2 separate regions of the Mus musculus genome follow, and region 2 is linked to region 1. Evidence: chromatin loops called from intact Hi-C (ENCODE). Cell type or tissue: gastrocnemius. All regions are shown on one strand. Each heading gives the region's core, and the rest is flanking DNA. Links, peaks and the distances in the headings are about the cores only.

What was found. Peaks named below come from ENCODE experiments on the same cell type or tissue, not always from the same donor. Only the 100,000 strongest peaks of a DNase experiment are listed, where the experiment ranks them.
Region 2: it touches region 1 in a loop (2.7-fold over the local background); 5 of 42 quality-filtered maps call a loop at or near these places.

The regions. Positions count from the first base shown.
Region 1 is chr6:146,334,289-146,345,469 of GRCm38, reverse strand. It overlaps Itpr2 (inositol 1,4,5-triphosphate receptor 2), which reads left to right. Exons shown (of 57, transcript NM_019923.4): 26 at 240-413. Among named protein-coding and RNA genes, the nearest start is that of Gm35596, 120 kb to the right of the region's middle. In gastrocnemius, for the core only: a CTCF peak has its summit at 5,442; DNase peaks (open chromatin) are centred at 3,689, 4,303, 4,640, 5,457 and 3 more places; H3K27ac peaks cover 3,400 bases.
Region 2 is chr6:146,281,732-146,292,912 of GRCm38, reverse strand. Itpr2 (inositol 1,4,5-triphosphate receptor 2) reads left to right here. Exons shown (of 57, transcript NM_019923.4): 37 at 1,280-1,388. Among named protein-coding and RNA genes, the nearest start is that of Gm35596, 68 kb to the right of the region's middle. In gastrocnemius, for the core only: CTCF peaks have their summits at 4,434 (motif pointing left) and 5,556 (motif pointing left); a DNase peak (open chromatin) is centred at 7,659.

The DNA.
Region 1 (11,181 bases), core at 965-8,964:
AAATTACTTTTCAGCATTTTGAAATGTAAGAATTCCCTTTTATGTGTGAACATATTGCTTGGAGTTCACAGATACTTGCAGCTAAGCTTTCAGCCAATACACATGTAAATACCCATGAATGTTCTGTAAATGTTGACCTTTGCCTAATCAGTATTTAAAAATGAGATCTTTGGTGTACAGGATCTAGGAATACAGAAGCTGTGTGAGAATATTAAGCAACAAAGTTCTCCCGTGTTTAGGTGCAGTTACTAGTGTCGAACCAAGATGTTGATAACTACAAGCAAATCAAGGCAGACCTCGACCAACTTCGGCTGACGGTGGAGAAATCTGAGCTGTGGGTAGAAAAGAGCGGCAGCTATGAGAATGGAGATGTGGGTGAGGGCCAGGCCAAAGGAGGCGAAGAGGCAAATGAGGTTTGTTTCCGAGATCACTTTTAGGAGGAAAATTCTTTATTTTTATTTAATGTGTAATGAGTGCTTTGCCTACATACATGTCTGTGCACTCCATGCATGCAGTGCCCATTGAGGACAGAAGGGGGCACTATATGCCCTGGAACTGGGGATACAGACAGTTGTCAGCTGACCTATGGGTTAGCAATGAAACCTGTGTCCTATGAAGAGCAGCCAGAGCTCCTAACTGTTAGACCAGGGATCTAGCCCCTACTTTTTTCTTACAAAACAGTTTTACTGATAATATTTGCATGAGAGCTAACTGCCACCAATGTTATAATGGCTGTTTCTGAAATGCCTGCCTTGTGTCCCACTTAGGGGTTTGAATCCAGGAATGTAAAGGGTGTGTGGAGGCTTACCTGGGGCGGCCTTGGAAGTACTCTCAACGTTTCAGGTTGTAGAACGGGGGGCACAGAAGGTGCTAACTAAATATTAATTATTGAACCGTCGAGGGGTTGCAAGGTAGCGCTGAGATGGTAGAGTTCTCTGACAGGTCTCAGGATGACGGCTACTTGTAATTCTTCACTCTATCTCCTAGGAAATTTCCTGTAATGTTTACAAGTGTTAGTGGAATGTAGACTTTCTGATCCATAAAACTTTGTTTTATAATGAGCTAGGGCCATGGAGTGGAGACATAAATTCTTCTCTAACTCATTTCTAAAGACAAAAAAAAAATGTTGGCATTTATTCAGTGCTCTGCATGTCCATGGCATGAAAGTCAGATGTTTTTATACGTGGATTCTCCTTTTAAATGCCAAACAGACTTTGGGGATGGCAATAGGGCTACCTTTTAACCAATAAACGAGAGCTTGGAAATCCAAGGGCTCCCCCAGGCTGCAAACTCTGGGACTCAGCCAACAGTTGGATGATAAGATCCAGGCTCCTTAAGATTGCACTTTCTGACACAAAAATAAGTCACTATGCTTTTACAAATTGTAATACCCTTTCCTTCTGAAAAAAAGAAATCACATTTTATGTGTGCCCTAGGAAATATACTGTTGCTTCTCATGCAATCTTGGCTTATGTGAGGAGAGGTCTTTGGCTGGGCCGGTGAGACGGCTCAGCAGGTACAGGAACCTCATGCCAGGCCTGCTGATCTGAGCTCAACGCAGGCGTCCAACGGCCCTCGGCATAGTTCACTGTGCTACAGAAAGACAAGATGTCTCACAATAACTCAGATGAGATGTACCAGGAAGGCTGTAAATCCCTGGCCTTCACTCACTGAGGCATGATGGGAAAGGGAGGGCTCTTCTGCTGCAGAGTGGTGAGTGCTTGCTATTCTGCAGGAAGCATCTCAGGTGCTTTGCCCGTGAGAAAGAAGAGGGGCGTGAGGAGTAATTGCAGACATTCTCAAGGCAAAACCGTACAGCTTGCGGTGTAAAAAAAAATCAGTTTTCCAATCTGAAATGGGGGGAGCTGGCATTTATTCACCGAGTTCCAGATGTATTGGTTCAAGGAATGGAAATCGTTGTAGGTAGGTTGCTTAGGGTGTGGCTTGATACGAAAGAGTTAAATATTCAGAAAACCTAGAATTGGGAGAGGTTGCCCTGGATTGTTGGCTTTGGGGTCAAATGATCATAGCTCTGTAGGGAGACTCCATTCATGCATGAGGAGGCTGCTTTCTCAACGCGTCTGTGGCTTTGTCCGCCTCTGCTGACCCACTTTTTGAAGGCCTGGGATGCGACAGTGAATATGACGCTCTTAAGAGACATTCCTGTCTGCTGGAATTTCCTTTTTGGCTCCCTGAAGTTCCAGGGAGCTGCCTGCTAGCTTCCTCCTGGCACCTTGGCTGCCTTGAGCTCAATGCACTGGGCTGGCTCAGGCTGAATTGGATTTAGAATTCTTCACTGCAGGGGAGCTGGCAGCTGCAGACAAAGCTAAGGGGATGTGAAAGGGAGGCTAGGCCTGAGTTAACAACCAACACAGAGAAGACGATGCAGAGGCAATCAGTAGTGGGGGGTAGGGTGGCATAAGGGGTTGGAATCAGACACCACAGGATCTACTGCTTAGCATGTGTGTAGCTTGCTTTGACTTTCTAAGATTTGTGTTTACCACCCGGAAAATGGGCACACAGTGCACTGTAAGGGGTCATTGAGCAAACCTCTGATGGAGTGTGTTAGCATGCGGGTTTCTTGTCACTTTGACACAAGCTTGGGTCATTTGGGAATAGGGAGCCTCAACTGAAAAGATACCTTCATCAGATCGGTTTGTAGGAAAGTCTGTAGAGACATCCCTTGATCAGAGACTAATGTCGGGGTTGGCTAGCTCACTGTGGGCAGTGCTGCCTCTGGGCAGGTCCTGTGTTCTCTGAAAAAAGCAAGCTAAGGCATGAAAGAGGGTCAGTCAGCAGCGTTCCTCCATGGCTCTGGCTTCACTTCCTGTCTCTAAGCTCCTGTCTTTAGTTTCTGCCTTGGCCTCCTTTCATGATGGACTGTGACATATAAGATTAAAGGAATCCTTTCCTCCCCAAGTTACTTTTAGTCATGACATTTGTCACAGGAACAGAAAGTAAAGTGAGACAGTCAGTTAGCATGGCTTCAGTGTGCATTCAACAACTGACGAAGCGAGCAAGAAGCTAAGATTAGATACTAGGAAATCAAGCAACGAGACTCCAACTTTATTTTATTATTTCTTTTAAGATTTGGTTTAATTTATGTGTATGGGTGCTTGTGGAGTCCAGAAGAGGGCGTTGGAGCCCCCACAGCTGGGGTCACAGGCAGTTGTGAGCTACCCAATGTGGGCGCTGGGAACTGAACTCAGATCCTAAGAGCAACAAATGCTCTTAACTGTTGAGCCAAACCTCCAGCCCCTCACTTGCTTTGGTTTTGTCATCATGGACCAGTGGGCTTACTTCTGAGCTGCTCCATCTCCTGCTCGTATCCTAGCAACAGCATTCCAGTGTCATTATCTGTGCACAGCACCACCTAGAATGAACAGGTGTTTCTGAGTCTCCTGCTTAGAGATGAGGGAAGCTATCCTAGGAGTTCTTGCTAGTGCCTGTCCAAAGCCTGGACACATTTTACCACTAAGCCAGTGTACTAAGCTAGCCCACTGTCTTTGTATTTGTTTCCTACTTGACACAAGCTAGAGTCATCTGGCAAGAAGGAACCCTGACTGAGGGACTGCCCCATCGGGCTGGCCTATGGACATGTCTATGGGAAACCGTCTTGATTGTTCATTGATGTAGGGGACATAGCCCAGTGTGGGTGACAGGATTCCTGGGCAGGTGGTCCTGGGCTATAAAAGGAAGCCAGCTCAGGATGTGCCTGTGAAAGGAGCCAGCAGGCAGCATTCTTCCACGGTTCCCTCCATGATGCCCTGTGGCCTGGATTGTGGCCTGCATAAACCCATTACCACTTACGCTGCATGTGGTCAGAACATTTTATCATAGCAGTAAGGATCAAATTTGAACAGTGTGTATCTTAAGAAATAGAACCCTACAGTTGTGAAAGCCTTGTGGTCTTTCTGTACCCCGAATAAAATCCCACAAGTTTGTTAACTTCCTAGCTTAATAGTTCTCTCCTATGTGTAGTATGTATTAATAAAACACAAGAAATACAGGGGAAATACCTCCCCCAGGCTCTTCTGGGTCTGCTGTCTCCCATCCTTGTTGAATATGGCAATAATTAATTCACCAGAGCTCTAATCTGCATTGGTGCATTGTCAGACATGGCGTTTTAGTGAGCTGGTCATGGACTGATATTTTAAGAACTTTGCTATTAAAAGCAGCATTACTGTGGCAGCTTGGGCAGCTTCTTCCTCTTGAGCCCATTCAAGAGGTGCTTCAGGGATGCACTTAGGAGCCAAGCATCCCATGTGCTGTGTCCTGGCTCACACCAGTCATTTTCTGCAGATCAAGTCTTTTCTTCCAACAGTGTGTGAGAGTTGCCAAACCTCCCGTCCCGGTTACTGTTGGCATGCATGACAACCGTGACCGTTGTTATTTTGATTCCATTAGGTGTTTCAGAAGGTCAATTAATTAATTAATTGGTTAATTACTTTTATTTTTTTTGTTAAAGCTAAGTTCTGTTTGGGAAGGGAATGAGGTTCTGTTTGCTCAGGTGTACCAGATAATGAGGATGGGCTGTAGAGATGGCTCGGCCGTTAACATCTTTGCCGCACAGGAGTTTGGATGCCAGGACTTTGGATGTTTAGAACCTATGGGGGTGGGGGGGCTGTAATTCCAGCATCAGAAGGCAGAGATGGGGAGCGCTTGAGCAAGCTGGCTAGCCAGACCAGTCATCTGGGTGGGTGGGGAGCAGTGGATGTTATTCTTTATCCTCTGGCTCCCGCTGTGGCTATGAAGAGGTTCGCTGCGTGCAGTTGTGTCTTAATATTGAAACGCCAGCTAAGTATATATTATGCCTTACTAGTATTTCTGTTGGTGCGATGTCAGTGTACATATGTATGTTAGATTTCATTTTCTTTTTCCTCAAGCCTGTGACCTCACAGTTAACACTTTATACTTTATTTAAACTCAAACTTGTTTGTCTCACCCACATCTTATTTGGAGTTTATAACACCCAGCTGAAAATTTAACTCCAGCCATGGTACTTTTTCATAACTGAAAACCGATTTCCCCCCCACATTTGCCTGGCGGTTTTCACCAGGCTTTATAGCTTTTAAATGTTCAGGTTCATGTCTACCTGAGATTCTGCGCATTTGCTTCCAGAGTGAGGTAGTTGGGAGTTGCTTTTCTAATTTTTAATTTTTTTTATCTTTTTAATATATATATTTTAAATGTTTATGTGCCTTTTGCCTACGTGTATGGGTGTGTACCACATGTGTGCCCGGTGTCTGTGGTACCAGAAGAGATGCTCTTGTGAGTAGCTCTCTGAGCACATACTCGGCTAAGGACATCTCTGTGGTTACGAGATGTCGGAGCTGTTAGATGACCGATTCTGAGTCGGCATGCATTGATATCCTTCTGTGGGTTGAAGAGGGTGCTTTCCTGCTTGGGGGAATTGTAGCTGCTCCAGCCTGTTGCCAGGGGGCGCTGTTGGTCTGAGCCTTCAGAGACCTCTATCTGCATGCCGGCCTTGAGACAAGGGTTTATATGCTGACCTTTGCTGGGTCCTGCGCTACAAAGCTAACATTACACCTGCCTTCCGGGTGGTCACTCTAGCCTGTAGATTGGAGTCCTTGATAATGGCTTCTGGTTGTGTATCCCTCCATCCACACCCTCACTGAGGAGATGGAGGGGGCGGGGCATGTCCTTTTTGGGGAAGGCCTGTTTTCAGCTGTCTCTGCAGAAGCTCCTGAGGTATCTTCATTCAGGCTTTTAGTGCGGGTGTTGTTATTACGAAGGTACATTCTGTGTGGAATTCTTCTGAGGCCTGAATTTAGTCTGGAGGACATTCTATTTTGTAGTCACACTAAATATAGATTTTTGGTTTGGGATTTTGGGGGCCTCTTTATTAATGGAAATCCTAGTCCTAGATCCCAGGAGTGGGCTTTTCTTTGTGTACAGGGGTTTGAGACCCTTAGGCCATGGCCAGAGTGAAAGCCAAGCTATCTATGTACCTTTGTCTGTCCAGTGGGCTGTGTCTTCCCTAACTCACTGTGTGATGTTTGTAGATTTGTGGTTTCTGGCCAGAACTTTGATCTTTCTTGGCTACTAGACTTGGCCCCTCTCCCTCTCTATCTCCTCCTCCCCAACTCTCCATCTCCCCCTCTCTCTCTCCTTCCTTTCCTCCCTCCCTCCGTCTCCCTATCTCCTCTCTCTCTGTAGGTGCCTACCCCTAATATTAGAACTCAGAATGTAGGTTGCCAGCATAGCCTAAGTTCCTAAGGGGCACCAGTGAACACCAGTGAATTTCTGTCCTGAAATTTTTATGAACTTTCATGTTTTCTGAGTTCCTGTTGAAAAGAAGCATCTTAAATATTTTATCAGTCACCTTTGGATGTTGTCTAGAAGGGGCTCGTCGCATTCTACCTGGCAGTTGTCAAAGACAGTCAGCGACTCTGTGTTTCCAGCCCCTGTATTCGTCCCCTGGTATCTGCACTGATGTTGGAGATGACCCGTGTGGGCTACAGCTGAGCCTCTTGTTCTTAACTAGTGGTTGTTTCTCTGGAGTAGAGTCCTTTCCAACTCTCTGCCTCGTGTAGTATGGAATCTGCATGCTCACTACTTGGTATTCATAGGACTTCCTCATTTCCATTGCTAAAGTTTGATGTCTGGACTCCAGTCTGATATTTCAGACATGGCTTCTGCTCTGCAACAATGTACAAAGCCCAAGCACACAGCACAGGCTTGTTCTGAAGGATAGTCACTAATGTAGCCAACACTAATAGCAACAGGAGTAAGAGTTTGTACTAGAAATGGCTGGAAGCTGGGAGACCCTGAAGAGTTTCAAGGAAGGAGTGAGTGTTCCATTTGGCAGAATCCAGAATGTTTCAGAAGAAGCAGGGCCACTGTGGGAGGCGTCCAAGAGCCCTTTGTACACGATCAGGTGTGAATTTGTGAATGCATGAGGGTGGTGGGGGTTGGGGGTGAGAGAAACAGGTAAACAGGTGGACAGAGAAACCAGAAGGGTCTGTCTATAATGAGGTAATTTCAGGAGATGAAGAAGGAATGTGAGAAACGCCAGTGCTAACTTATACATAGGTGAATGAGCTTCATTGTGAGGGAACCAGCAGCCGAGTGCAGTGGTGACAAATGGATGGAATCCATCCCGGTGTCAGGCGAAGTGTCTAGCAGCAGCACACACTAGACCAGGCCGTGGACATAATCCTTTGTGTCTCTGGGAGTTTCACGGAGGCTCTAAACATGGCCTTTGGTATTGCTCTGAGCAATCCAGCTTTCAGCTGTGTAGAAATTATGGGACACATACCGTGAATCCTGGGCTTCATTTATGTAATTTAAAAAAATGCCTTCAATATCGTGAAAGTTTAAAAACATTTTCTTTGATTTTTTTTTTTATGTAAAAATATCCACTCTCTTACTTTTATGCTCAAAGTTTAGTTTTCTCGTTTGCATGTTGACAACACAGACTCTTTAAGGGCTCGAGGGGAAATATTTCATTTAAAATAAAACCTTATATGGCACATTAGTGTTTTTCTTTGTGATTTAGGTTGAATATACTAATTTTTGAAAGATGTTTATCCCTTTTTTCAATCTGATAAAAACTAGTGCAACTTCTCTTCAAAGTGAAGTTTAACACAGGTAAAAGTGAACTTTCCTAGTTGGAAATGGCTCTCCATCCTCCATTAGATAAGCAAAAGATTCCAACATAATTTAAACAAAAAAGAATCGGGAGGAGTCACCATAGGCAAAAATACGAAGTGCTTTAGCTTTATGTCCTTGGGAGCATCAATGTTCAGAAGAGGACTCCAGATGACCCCACTGCTGGCGCTGATCTCTAACGATCACAGAGGCGGGGGCAGGGTTCACGCCTGTGTCTGTACACCGTGCTCCCTGTGTGCAGATGTGTCTTCAGGGGCCATGGAAATTCCATCATTTCGAAGGTCAGTGGGCTAGGGGCTAAGCACGCAGTGTCAGCAGCATCAGCATAGTCTCTAATTCATCACCTTCAAATACGGTGTCTAAATTTAGAAAGAGAGATTAAGCAAGGAAGGTGTGGCTGAGTGGGTTAAGGCAGGATTGTCCTTTCTGCACACCCTTCTCTTTATTTAGCCTGAGAAGCAGGTCACCTGAACATGTCAGTGCTCCAGAGAGAAGGCCCTGCTCCATTCATTTTATTATTACAGTTATCACATCAGTTTGCTTCTCCGTTTTTACCTGCTTCTTTCTACGCAAGTGTGTAGTTTTCAGTGTTTTCTTGTAATTTAAAATATCTTTGTATGTATGTGTACAACTGTGTAGTTATGTGTACATGTATGTGGTTCTGTGTGTGTGTATGTGTACAACCATGTGAATGTATGCATGTATGTGTTTCTGTGTGTGCATGTGCGTATGTGTGTATATGTGTACATGTATTTGTGTGTGTATGTGTGTGTACATGTATGTGTGCTGTCTCTGCCTTCCCATTTCTGGGATTATAGATATGCTGTTGATCTTGACTTACAGCTTTTCATAATAAAACTGCTTAACCATTCAGTAACTTTAAGTCTGATATTTACGTATCTACCTTGTTTTGGACTAAGAGCAATATTTTCTTTTGTCAAGCTTTCTAGTTGGGTCTTCTTAATACTCACCCAGTGTGTATCCATGTCTTTTCTTTGGCTTAAAGATCTTTTGTTGTGGTTCTTCTAGTGGACACGTGGAGCAGGAATGGAATGAACTGAACAATACCCTTTGGGACTCTGTTGTCTAGACAAGGGGCTGAGACTGTGTGGGTACCTGCTCCTCTCTTCCAGGGCTCTTTAAACTAACCCAGCCTTGTAAGGAACCAGTGGCTTGTGCCTGAACAGGACAATCCTGTTTTCTACAGATCCCATTGCTGGTCTATCGGAAAACTCCCAGAGGCAGTACTTGCTGTAGGGCACAGTCTGGGCATCTTTACAGAGACAGCCCACTGCCAACGTGTCAGTTATAGAGTTTCTGTGAGGATGAAAGAGCAGTTCCTTGGGAATTAGACCTGCTCTGTGTCCAGCAGGGGATACAGCATGTCTCTGTTGGCCTTTAGAGGAAGAGGCCTCACTTTGTCTTGCTGATGCTTGGCTTATAGTTCCCCCTCCTCAGAGAGCTGGTCTTAGGCATGTCAGGGATACTGTGGGGGTGACCCTGACCACTTTTATTCCATCTATAACACATTGTACAATCTTGCAGCAACCTCAGACAATCTTACCGGGTGTGTTATTACTCAGCTCTGTGAATGCTTTGATGTACAGATGTCCTTCAGCACAGAAGAGAGACAGAACTCATTGTACAGCACAGTCTGCTTTCAAGGTGTGACAGGGCTGGAGCCAGAGGGTCCATCGACATTGACATCGACATCGAAGGCAGGCATTGCACCATTCCTAAGTTTCTAGAACAGACAGTTTTCCTTGCATGCTTTGTTTTGTTTCAGGGGTCTGCTTGGTTTAACTCTGTGAGCGGGTATGTCTTTATTCTTTCTTAGAAAGCCCCCAGCTGTACACTAATCTTGTATGGTATAGGGATCTTGGAGCTAGGGTTAGATAGTTATCTAGTAATGACCTTCTGGGTACTTCAGGATGTCATAGCTCCTTTCTGGGCCAGAGGCATGACTCAGGTCCTGTTCTGAGGTATCCACACAGTCTTGTGGTTTTACAAGCTGCTGATGGAGGGGTCGTCCAAGTGACCCCAGACTTGTTAATATTTAATGAGCTTCTTTACAGTATCAAGATCTGAAACCCTAAGACCACCCAGTTGACACTGGATTGATCCAGCTGCCTTGGCCTGAAGTTGGGTTGAAATGAGTTTAGAGTCTCCACTCTGTTGGCTTTCAACCTCTGGAGACCATCAGGGAATGCAGGTAGAAAAGGGTAGGCTGTGAAGAAGCATTTTAGGGTGAGCTGACTATATACAGGATGAGATAATGTTAAGATAGTTATCGAACACATACGATTCAAAGACAAATAGGATCACTCCTACAATCATAACCAAATCCCACCTTGAAGGCAGAGATCCAGTTCCCAGCTGTTCACGGTGATGGCGCCTCATGAACTTTGAATGTAAATCTTGTAGCTCCCTTGAGCAGATGAAGCATTAGTTGAATTGTCGGGGTGTCTGCAAGGTGTTCAACATTGATAACATCACGGAAGGCCCTAGAACAGCCTTGAAGAAACCCAAAACCACGTGATTTTTGTCATTATTATTTTTATCTTATATTTTTGTAGAGCTATATTTGCCTCCTCAGAAAGGTGTATGTGTGTGTGTGCACACCCGTGTGTGTGTGCACACGCATGTGTGTGTGTATTCATGTGTGTGCATGTGTGTGTGCACACTCATGTGTGTGTATTCATGCGTGTGCATGTGTACACATGTGTATGTGTGTTTGTGAGTCTCTTGGTTTGAATTAACAGGCCTTGTGACAATTAGGTTTATGACAGAACTTCCTGTAGGCGGTACCATTTGATGCCTTTTATGCCCTGAAAAGGCCATCCACCCTGGAAGCCCAGAAGCAATGGAAGCAGGCAGACAAACAGACACAGCAGTTCTCTGATGTTCTATCTTGGGCACAATCTCAGAACCATATAAGGAGAGAGTTCTCTTCTTGAGTTTACAGGGTAGAAACAAAGGTCTAGGCTCAAATAAAGAGCGACACAAGGCATGGCTTGTGAACAAGTGAGGAACAGATAGTAACCCTGATGTGTCTGCTTGTTTGGCCAGGTATTTAAGGTTCTTTAAATGTTGACTTTCCTAAGATTCCACGAGAGAGGCTGCCTCCAGAACAGTGGTTCTCAACCATGGTCATGTGAGACCATTGGAAAACACAGATATTTACATTATGATTCTTAACAGGTGGAAAACTACAGTTATGAAGTAGCAATAAAATAAATTTATGATTGGATATCACTACCACATGAGGAACTGTATTAAAGAGTCACAGCATTAGAAAGGTTTGGAAACACTGATCTAGAAGGTTCCAATTTTAGAGTTCAACTTGGGATCCATTAATGAATCCAGCTACCATTTTCTGGGACCATGGTGGCTTTTTTTTTTTTTCCTAATGTAGGAAATGCAGTGACTCAGTAGGGACAGCCAGGTAAGCTCAGGGCATGAACTTAGGTAGGCATGGTGGCAGGAGCTGTAATCCCAGCTCTCAAGGTTGACAGGAAGGTCAGTGTGGGGTCACTCTTGGTTAAA
Region 2 (11,181 bases), core at 1,349-9,348, 53 kb after region 1:
GTGCACACATACCAGCAATCCCCCGTATCAGACCCGTACCCTGGACTCTTTAGTATGGCATTCTGGCCTGTTCACTATTAATCATGTTGTGGGCAGGGCCATCAGCCTCACCTCTCCTGTTTCCATTCCTGGCCAGGCTTGCCTTCTTCCATGACCAACTTTAAGTGCTGTCTCTTTGATGCCTTCAATGACCAGAAAATCCCTGGAACAGAATAAAGATTTTTTTTTTTGGTCTAGTTTATTGGCTTTTAAAAGTACCTCTGTAAATTTTCGTATCCCTTGTCATGTTGGATGGCTGTGTGCACAGCAGCCTGTGGCATGCTGGGACTCCGTCCTGAAGCCCCAGCGGCTCATTGGTGAACTGCAGCACTCATGAGCTTAGATGTCTATCTCCAGGTGTCCCCATTAGAATTGTGTAACTGGAAGCATGTTGTGTCACCTGTCTGAACCCACTTCCTCCTCAGCAAACTTAGTCAGATTCTGGCTTGTCGTGAGGTCAAAGAGAGATTCCTTGGAAGGTCCTTTCTTCAACTCTGATGGCTGAGAACATTAGCTGGGCACTAGCCAGAGGACGAGGCTTATCAGTTATATCCCGAGGCCCTCATTCTAAGAGGAGAGTTATATCCTATAGGGCTCTTGCCATGACACTGGAATCCGTAATTTCCTTCAGGCTACCTCATGCTGTTCCTCTAGGGAGATGTGTCTCACAGGGTTATGAAGGACCAGTTTCTTAACAACACAATCTAATGGGGACTGAGTTACACACCCCAATCTAATCATTTCTCTTGATGCTGACTCTGGGATTGTTACACCCATGGTACTGAAAGTCTTCTGGAACCCCAGTGCATGCTTCATAACAGTGGAAAAAAGAGCCCCGTTCTTGTCTGAATGCATGGTCACTGTATACTGAGGAATGGGGCGGGTGTGTGTGTGTGTGAGTGTGCTATACTGTGTATACTCCTACATACGTGATGGAATAATTGATGTGGTATAATGCATGGAATATAATAAAAAATGTAATGGTACATTGTATGCTGTAAATCTTCTCATACTAGCAAAGTGGATGGGTAAGAGCATCAGAGGCTGAACCTGAGAAACACTGGGATGTATAAATATCTCAGCAAAATATATATGCTGGTGTATAGTTTTCAGCCTTTTGGCATTATGTATCCGATTTGCTTTGAGCCCTTGGCACTGTTTCCCCTCCCAGGTAGCATATTGTATATGTTTTGGTGAGAAAAATTGGTGTCCTTTTCAAGGTTTAATGTTTTGCTTTCAGGCTGATTAATCACACAAAGAAACTGATGGAGAAAGAAGAAAAGCTGTGCATTAAAATCCTCCAGACTTTACGGGAGATGCTGGAGAAGAAAGACAGCTTCATGGAAGAGGTATTCTTTTAGTTTTTAGTATTTGAAAATTAGATTTGATTTTTTTTTTCTTTTTAAGCATTTGAAATAAAGTAAAATTTCCAGAATGTTGTATCTATGGATTGCAACGCGCCATTGTGCGCGCACTTCTTACTGGTTGAATAACACCTGGGTGTTATTCCTGTTAGCCATGTTATTGCAGTTTTATGGCGTTTACCTTCATGTTTGGTGTTGAGCTCAGAATGCAGCAGACCGAACATTTCTCTCATTCGCTGTGCTGCAGTCTGTCTCAGAAGAGTGTGTTGTCCTCTTGGATGGAGTATTGGGCTGAAAGGCCTCCTTTGTGGCCCTGGGAATTGAACCCAGGCCCTGTGCTTGCAAGTGCTCGACTACCAAGCTGCGTCCCTGAATCTCCAAGTGACCTTTCGAGGTGATGGGTGATTGAGGTGCCTGGTCTAGCACCAGCCTGTAGAGAGAGAGTGTCTGTATAGGCTGGCATGTGCTTTTTTCAAAATTATAATTAGACGTTTATGTTATTTTAGATATATTAATGCCACGTATTGTAAGATAATACTGTCATTTTAAATAAAGGGAATGGTTGGTTTCTATTCTCAGCTGTATTAGTGAATGCATAGTTGATATTCATAGACATATCAACGTATAGCTTGCCAGTCATTCATTACAAACAACAGCTCAGGTGCTCATTAAGCAATAGCTAGCAGTGTTTTGATAACCACGGAGATAATCGTAAATGTGAAACAAGAATTTTGAGAAGTTTTTCCCTTCTTTTCTTCCCTTTTCTGTTTCAAAGCTAGTTCCTATTCTTTTATGCTTAGCATCAAGCAAATTTTGTACAGAAGTACCTCAGCGTATTTTTAGAGTATTTCCAAAAACGCTAATTGTTTGGTATTTTAAAATGGCAAAGGTTTAATTTTTGTTACTGGATATATGTGCTTTTTAGGTCCAGAAAGTCTGCTGGGATTGGATTTTTTTTTCCTTTTGCACATCCTGAAAAGAAAGAAAGAAAGAAAGAAAGAAAGAAAGAAAGAAAGAAAGAAAGGGGATGGAAAATTGGTTGTCAGTAGGAAGGACTTTGCTCCAAAGTCGTGCATTAGAGGGGGTTGGCGACATGGCTCTGTTTAAAGTTCTTGTCACATAAGTATCAGTACCCAAGTTCAGCTCCCAAAACCAAGGTGAAAAGCTAGAATGACGGCAAACACTTGTAATCCCAGAGCTGGGGAAGCAGAAGACCCTGGGGTCCTGAGGTAACCTGGCCTACTGGGTGAGTTCCAGACCAAGGAGAGACTGTGTGGAGACAGGAGCAACAGCAAGGCTGCACACACGTACACACACCCTGTTAGAGTTAAGTGTCTGTATTACTAGTCAAAATGCCCTCTGTTTTAGTTCCACCGTCTGAGCAACAAATCATTTAAAGGGATGTCGTCAGCGTCGCTCTAGCAACCGGCTTTTTTTTTTTTTTTGACATAAGATTGAAGGAAACCTTACAGACTTCAGTGTAAGCTATGGGTCTCCTTAGGGTTTGCAGCTGCTCTCACGTGACCCCTCAGATTGGTACTGCCTGTTAGCTGATTTCACGGGTGCCCTAGGTCTCCAAGCAGAACAATTATGTCAACATAGTTTCTCTGACGAGCCTTACAGTTTGACACAAGAGATCGATTCCGAATGCTCTAATGGAAAGAAGGACAGACATGGGGATCCTGCTCTCAGTGGGCAAGAGTGTTGGAGCGTCTTCCAGGCTGCTCTATCTGAAATTAGCCATTCACTCTCCCTACCTGCTCCTGCTCACTGAAGTAGTCCAGCCTCCTCCTCTTCCTCTCTCCCTCCTTATCTCCCTCCCTATCTCCCTTCTTTCTTTCCTTTCTTCCGTCTAGAAAACACTAGTGGCTCACACACATTCGAACCTGCATGCACTTACACATGCCTACCACACACACTGAAGTAATAGTAAGAATAGTAAGAATGGAGGGTGAGAGCTGAAGAGATGTCTCTGGTTAAGAACACTGACCGTTCTCCCAGAAGCCCTAGGTTCCCTTCCCAGCACTCCCCTGGCAGCTCACACTGTGTGAACTGCAGGAGACCTGACACCATTTTCTGGCTTCTGAGGGCGCCACGCACACACATGGTCAAACACACACATACAGACAAAACAACCATGCAAACATCTGAAAGAAAGAAAGAAAGAAAGAAAGAAAGAAAGAAAGAAAGAAAGAAAGAAAGAAAGAAAGAAAGGAGGAAAGAAAGAAAGAAAGAAAGAAAGAAAGGAGGAAAGAAAAAAAGAAAGAAAAGAGGAAAGAAAAAAGAAAGAAAGAAAGAAAGAAAGAAAGAAAGAAAGAAAGAAAGAAAGAAAGAAAGAAAGAAAGGTGACGCCTGCCCTGGTTTAGCGCTGTGATAAAACACTGACCCAAAAGGAACCTGGGTGAAGAAAGGGTTTGGCTCACAGGTCACTATCCACCACGGAGAAATGCCAAGGCCAGAGCCAGAAACTGCAGTAGAGACCACGGAGGGATGCTGTCTACTGACTTGTTCCTGCTGGCTTTCACAGCTAGCTACCTTTGTTATACAGTCTTGTCTGCTTGCCTAGGGATGGTATCAACTATACTGGCCTTCCATATCAATTAGAAATCAAGAAAATGCCCCAAAGATGCCCACAGGCTGATCTGGTGGAGGGAATTCTTCAGTCGAGGGTCTCCCTTCCCAGGTGTGCCAATTTGACAGCCAGGATTGGCCATCTGAGCACTTCAGACAAGCAGAGAATCAGATAAACCTCTACAAAAACAATAAAGATGTGTGTGTGTGTGTGTGTGTGTGTGTGTGTGTGTGTGTGTAAATGTGCAAGGGAACATTGGCAGAGGGATTAGTGAGTGCCAGAGTTCTTATCTTGCTAATTACCATGGCTACTAACAACAAAATAAGACAGAAATTTGAGTGTGCAACTCTTATCTTGAAGTCAGCTTCTGGGTGCTTTAGAAGCAGGTGACTCCCTGTTCCCAGGTAACAGCGTGGAAGAGTTCAAGTGTCTGCCTCCAGACAGCACTGGGTGCCCCCTTGTGTCCACGGGTGACTCAAGCCTGTGTGAACTGGTGCTGGGTAGCAGGCTGGGCAGAGCGACTATTCTGCCAGTCACTAGGGGTCGTAGGAAAAGCCTGGGTTTCAGTAGTGGAACAACAGGCAGTGTTTCATGATTGTCTTACTTCCCTGTTCACTCAAACCTTACTGTCTCAAAATGGTACAAACTCACCATCGTTCAGATTTGGAGGCCAAAGGTTAAAATCAGATCAACATGCCAGCAGAGGTATACTCCATCTGAAGGCTGTGGGGCCGTATTCATTTCCTAGTCCTGTGTGTTTCTTGATGCCTCCTGCATGCCTTGGTTCATGTACCCTGTCTTAGTTAGGGTTTCTGATGCTGTGAAGAGGCACCGTGACCATGGCAACTCTTTTTTTTATTATTATTACATATTTTCTTTTTTTAAAAATATTTTTTATTACATATTTTCCTCAATTACATTTCCAATGCTATCCCAAAAGTCCCCCATACCCTCCCCCCCACTTCCTTACCCACCCATTCCCATTTTTTTGGCCCTGGCATTCCCCTGTACTGGGGCATATACAGTTTGCGTGTCCAATGGGCCTCTCTTTCCAGTGATGGCCGACTAGGCCATCTTTTGATGACCATGGCAACTCTTATAAAGAATAACATTTCATTGGGGCTGGCTTACAGGTTCTGAGGTTCAGTCTTTTAGCATCATGGCAGGAAGCATGGCAGCGTGCAGACAGACATGGTGCTAGAGAAGAGGCCAAGAGCTCTATATCTGGCAGCAGGAGAGAGAGAGAGAGAAAGAGAGGGAGAGGGAGAGGGGGAGGGAGAGGGAGAAAGAGAGAGAGAGAGAGTGAGAGTGAGTGAGTCCTGGCTTGAACATTTGAAACCCCAAGCCCACACCCAGTGACCCACTTCCTCTAACTAGGCCACATCTCTTAGTGCCAGTTTCTAAAAATTAAAATATAAGCCTGTGGTGGCTATTCTCATTCAAACTACCTCAGGCTCTTCTATCTTCAAAGCCCATTCATGAACGCCTTCCCAGTCACTCTCCCTTCTCTTTCTTCTTGTTCCTTCTCCCTCCTTGAATGGGCAATCCTTCTATGTGAGACTCTTGTCTCCCTCTTCTGGTTACATTGGAACGATTTAACAATCTGGTGTAACTCCTGCCCCTTGCTGAGATCTTTCACTTAATCTCACCTTTATCTGTAAAGTGCCTCAGTCACAGGTTCTTTAACTAGAGATATCCCAAGTTGTGGGCATGTTTGGACTGGGCATTTATCCAGCCTACCACTATAACGTGCCTATGCACACACACGGGTGTTGCTCAGGGGGACCACACGTCTTCCTTTTGTGTGTTGAGGGTTTGCAGGTTCAAATCTGAGTGGAGATTTCTTTGAGATTGTCAGGGGCCAGAAAGAGCCCTGTAGACTGGGGTGTGGGGTGGTATGGGGTAGATGTGCAGTGTCAAGTCAGGAGCCAAGATGCATAGGCTGGAGTGCACACGGCTCTCTTTTCTCTCTACCTCAGTACCAGGGAGACAGCAATGCTGCCTGTGAACCCGGGGGAATATTAAATAAAACAATGTGCATAATGGATTAAGAAACAGGACTGACGGATGCTAAGCTAGTTACTGTTGCCTTTGAAACCCAGTGCTGAAAAACTGAACTATAGTTATCATGCAGTTCAGAACATCAAAATGATTGCCAAATGAACTAAAAACACTGGTGGCTTTTATGAATGTCTTCTTTTCAGTTGCTGGGGCATGAGGGGCTATAGACACAGTGAGTTTGGTCTAATCGCTGTTGTGACCTTACTGGAAATACCTGAAGTTGTTCACATCTTGGTGGTGCGCTCTCTTGCTTCAGAATCTGAGACTGTAACCCCCTCTGCCCGGCTTGAGTTCTAAATCGTTAGAGATCTAGGACTGGAAGGTCATAATGAAAATCTTGCCTGTGCTCAGAGACTGACTACCAGCTGTCATCTTCACAAGGCTGCTGACATGGTAACTCAGAGAAAGCCACAGGCCCAAACCAAGGAAAGGCAAACCAAAGCCAAGGACAGAGGCAAGAAACAAGAAAAGCAAAACACAAGCCGGGCGGTGGTGGCACACACCTTTAATCCCAGCACTAGGGAGGCAGAGGCAGGCGGGTTTCTGAGTTCGAGGCCAGCCTAGTCTACAGAGTGAGTTCCAGGACAGCCAGGGTTACACAGAGATCTCAAAAAAACAAAAACAAAAGAAAACCAAAACACTCAGATGAATTGCAGCGGTAATCATTTCTACCTCAGTCTGACACAGACTTTTCCACAACACTCTACATGATCACTTTAGCTTCAGTTTGTTCTGTTGGGTTTCTTTGTTTGTTTGTTTGTTTTGTTTTTTTGGTTAACTAACTAATTAATTAATTAATTAATTAGATTCAGGGGCTTACTTTGTAGCTCTGGCTGTGCTGGAACCTGCTAGCCTGGAATCTACAGAGACCTGCCTGTGCTGTCTCTGCCCTCCTGGTGCTGACATTAAAGACACAGGCTAGCACACCCAGCCTTGCTGTCTTTTATAATCATCGTGGCATTTATAGGGCTGCTGTTTGTCTGACTTTGGACCTTGCTCTAGGATTCCTTAAGGATGATCCCTTTGATGTGTGCTGCCAGTTTAAAGAAACTAAGAACCTGTCCAGGGTGAGACAGGCTTGTCACCTAAGCTGCATCCCTGCATCCCCCGTTAGAGCTGAGATCACACAAAGTCCTGTACCCGCCTCCACCTCCCCTTGTTTCTATCCACATGCCACACCCTGTTGGGCTTCTTGAGGGCAGACTTGATCTTCACTGAGAAGCGTCCAGTGTTTAGCACTTTGCTGTGCACACAACCATTGCTCGGCGATGGCCTTCACACAGGCCTTATCACTGTAAGGATGACAGCAGCCTTTGCTGCTCTAGCAGAGGAGTCACTTGAAATCCTGCTTTGCATATCCTTGTGCCCCTACAAGAGGCAGGTTTCTCACACCTCACACACCTGCAAAGTCAGACCAGCTGTTCAGACCTTTAGCACAGGAGGCGGGTGGAGGAGCCGTGTCTCAGACACAGCAAGTGTTTAGTGAGGTGTTGTAGCGGGCACCCACTGTGAGGTCTGCAAAGCAGAAAGGAAGATGGAAAGGTGTCATACCCCAGACCCTGTGCCAGGCTCAATGGGCGCTCAGCTTTGAGAACAAATGTGGTTCTGAAGGACTGCCAGGAGGAGGGCTTCCATTCCCGCACCCGCTCCCAGCTTTGAGAAGAGCCTGGGAAGAATGTGCTAGAGACTCGGCTAATGGCCTTGAGAAGACACACCCTGGAGACTTTGAGCCTAGAGCAATCCCTGAACAAAGCCAGGACTGGCTGCAGCATCCCTAAGTGCCGACCCCAACAGTGTCAGAGCCCCACAGCCTAACATGGGGTAGATCTGGTGGTGCAACTGTTTGGAGAAGGAACAGGCAGTCTGAAGAAAATCTGAAAATCAAGCATCGGCTTGATCTGTTTCAGGATGAGACCGCTCATAGCCAAGTGAACCCGCACCAAAATCTTGTTGTTACTTTGTTCTCACATCTGTATCTAGAAGAGCTGTCAGCTAGGTAACATGCTATCTGCATCCACTCAGATGTAGAGACTTGCAGAGACTCAGACTCCTAACCTCCCTTTTAAAACTAAAAAGAAAGGCAGAGGGGGAAAGCCTTCCAGTAAGTGGCTCGTGCCTCTAAGCTGGTAGATTGTGAACACAAATCCCGAGTTTCTCCTGCTTCTTTCTACTGTGTTACATTGTGAGTCAGGAATTAAGTAATGCTGCTAGACCAAATGCTGCTTACATTCCATCTCATTCTGTCAAGCTCCGGCTGCAGACTCATTTTTCTGCCTCCGTCTTTATTTATTACCACAGGTAGTTCAGATAAAGGGTAATACAAGGAGTGGCTGTCCCAGAAGACTAAAGCTAGCTCAAGATAAAGTGATTAGTCTCCGAGACCACAAAATTCCAGTCTCTCCACAGTACTGAAATTCCAATTTATCCATCAGTCTGCAGGCACAGGTTCCTCCAGGAGGCTTTTGTTTACAGCCGGACACAGATTCTTCTCAAGAATTTTCATTTATACTGTAATTCATTTAAACCATGTAACAATTAAATCACAGAGAAATCACCACCGAGAAGGTAACAGATGTGTCAGAGTTTACACAGCAAAGCACAGTGGAGTCAGGACAGATCCCAGCCCGTGTAGCTACAGAGTCTACAGTGAGAGTCTATGTTCCTGTGTGGGGCTGCCTCTCATTGCACTGAGGCGGCAGCCACAGAGCTGTAGGAGTGCTGCACATGGCTGCGGAGGGAGAGAGAGCTTTTTGTTAAGGCAGTGCAGACCACAGACCACATTTCATCTGTGTTTGATGGTTTTCGAACATCTACCACGTACTTCAGTATTGCATCGGCTTGGTTCCTGCCTGTTCCACCTGGAGCCCAAGACTCTGAAGCCTTTCTGGGATACTCCCTCCTTTAAGCAAAACAACACCATCGGTTTGAGTGTTTGCAGATTGCCCAGTAGAGTTGGAGGTTCAGTTTTTTACAGTTGTTAGCTTTTGTCTGAATTGCAATTATGATTCAAATCTCAGACTCCACTTCTTACATAAGCATAGCCTGGGAAAGCAAGAGAAATGTGTTAGGCACATAGCTTGGTATGAGGAGCCCAGGGTAATGTATCTAGTGAGACCTTGGGATGATTTGAATGAGAGAGAGAGAGAGAGAGAGAGAGAGAGAGAGAGAGAGAGAGAGAGAGAGAGGGGCAGGCCAAGGGTACTACAGAAATGTGTACTTAAGTGATTTCTATTTGAAGCATCAAGCCCACTTACTTCAGGTTCTCTTGCCCTGTTAGAGTATAGTCAAGTGGGGCGGGTGGGGAGAGTTGTTGGTCCCATAGCAAGCAATAATCCCACAATGCCAGTGAGGGATTGCTATATCAATATACCAACCTCCAGGGTGCATGTAGCCATTGATTTATGAAAAGCATAGTTTGTGACCTATGGAGAATTGGTCATCTCTTAGGCGGAGTCAGACGAGACTTCTGCCTCCCAGGCTCAGCGTCTTATTTCTGAAAAGGACAGCCCTGATAGAAATTTCATTCTGCTCTTCCCAGTCAGTGAACAGTGCAAACCTCAAACCCTGTAGAGCCACCCTCCCGGGGTGGGGGTGTGGGCAGCCTTTGTTTCCCACAGGCTTTGCTCCCCATCTCCCAAGTTCCTCTTCTCTCCCTCTGTGACCTGTGTCCCTTCCCTTTTCCTGGGAGAGCTCTCTTCCCCAGGCCCAATGTTTTCTCAGCTCTTCATTGGTTAGCCACTAGCTTCTCCCTCATCCTTGGAGTCAGGAGCTGCGGGTGTGTGTGTGTGTGTGTGTGTGTGTGTGTGTGTGCGCGCGCGCGCACTTCTCCACTGCTCCCTCAGGGCTGATTCCTATCCTACCTTTAAGATCCTAGCACTTTCTGGGGTGGAGGCTTTGACTACATCATCCTGACACCTGCCGATATTCCCTCCCTTCCCTCCCTCCAGCCGACCCTTAGGCATATCTAGTGCTATAGGCGACACCCACTAGTAACAGGGGGTTTCCTTCCATACCATCCTGCTGTTAATACTCTAGCCTCTCAGCTCTCAACCTTTGCCCCTTCTGTGACCTCTCTGCTCCATCACCCTTCCTGAGACGCCCTGAGAGTTTGCACCTCTAGGAGCCACTGACTATGCAGCCGCTAATCTGGGAATCCCAACACCCAGCCCTGTACTCTGCTGTCCACTCCCTTTGCTTTCAGCTGTGCTGCGTTTGGCCATCCCTGGACTTAATCAGGACTTCAGATCCCTCTCACTTCCCACCCACTCAGCTCGTTCATCCTAGTGTATATTAGTCTCAGGCTTAATAGTCCACTGGTGAGCAGCTGAGGCAGGAGACTAGCTATTTATCCCTAAGGCAATCTTGTGTAAAGGAGGCAGGGTTACTTCTCCTAAGGTGTTGGAATGTTGTTGACAAAACATGAGGCAAGAGATGTGAGATGGGCTACAAGGACAAAACACCATGCTTTCCCCGGCACAACTTCCACAGATGGACTCTCAGATGAAGTCATTTGGCTGGCTTTCCATCCGCGTCTCACCTCTTTCTGCATAAAGCCAGGATTTTGAAAGTTCCCTTTCAAGACAGCTTCTGCTTGGTTGTGAACGTGGGCACTGTGTGATCTCCAAGAGTGAAGTGGCTGAGGGATCCTGAGGCTGAGAACATATGGGTGACAGTCTGCTTCTTCTAACAAGACATCTGCTAGGCTCTCCCGCCTCGGAGCATATGCTGTGGTTTGCCAATTGTTTTCATAAATATTAATCTCTGAGATCTCAACTGACAGACAAGTTGTTCTCTTGGGTTCTTTTCTTATTTTCACACTCCATGTTTGAATGATTCTGCCGCATTACAGTGAAAACTTTTTTTTTTTTAAATACAAAGTTTATATTTTGAAAAAGGGGGCTACCAAGTGTTTAAAGACAAAGCATGACTTTTCCCTTTGCATTGGGATTTTCCTTCTTTCGTAGTTTTAACTAAATATTTTGTCTTGCATTGGTTTGTGGAAGCACGTGATTCACTCCACCCTTCACCAGTACCTCAGGATGGCATTGAGTGATCGGTTGGTTGAGGTAATTATTCTGTCCTCCTCTAAAAGGATAAATGCATATGTCTTAGTCCAAAAGTATGAATTTTAAACTTGAATCATGA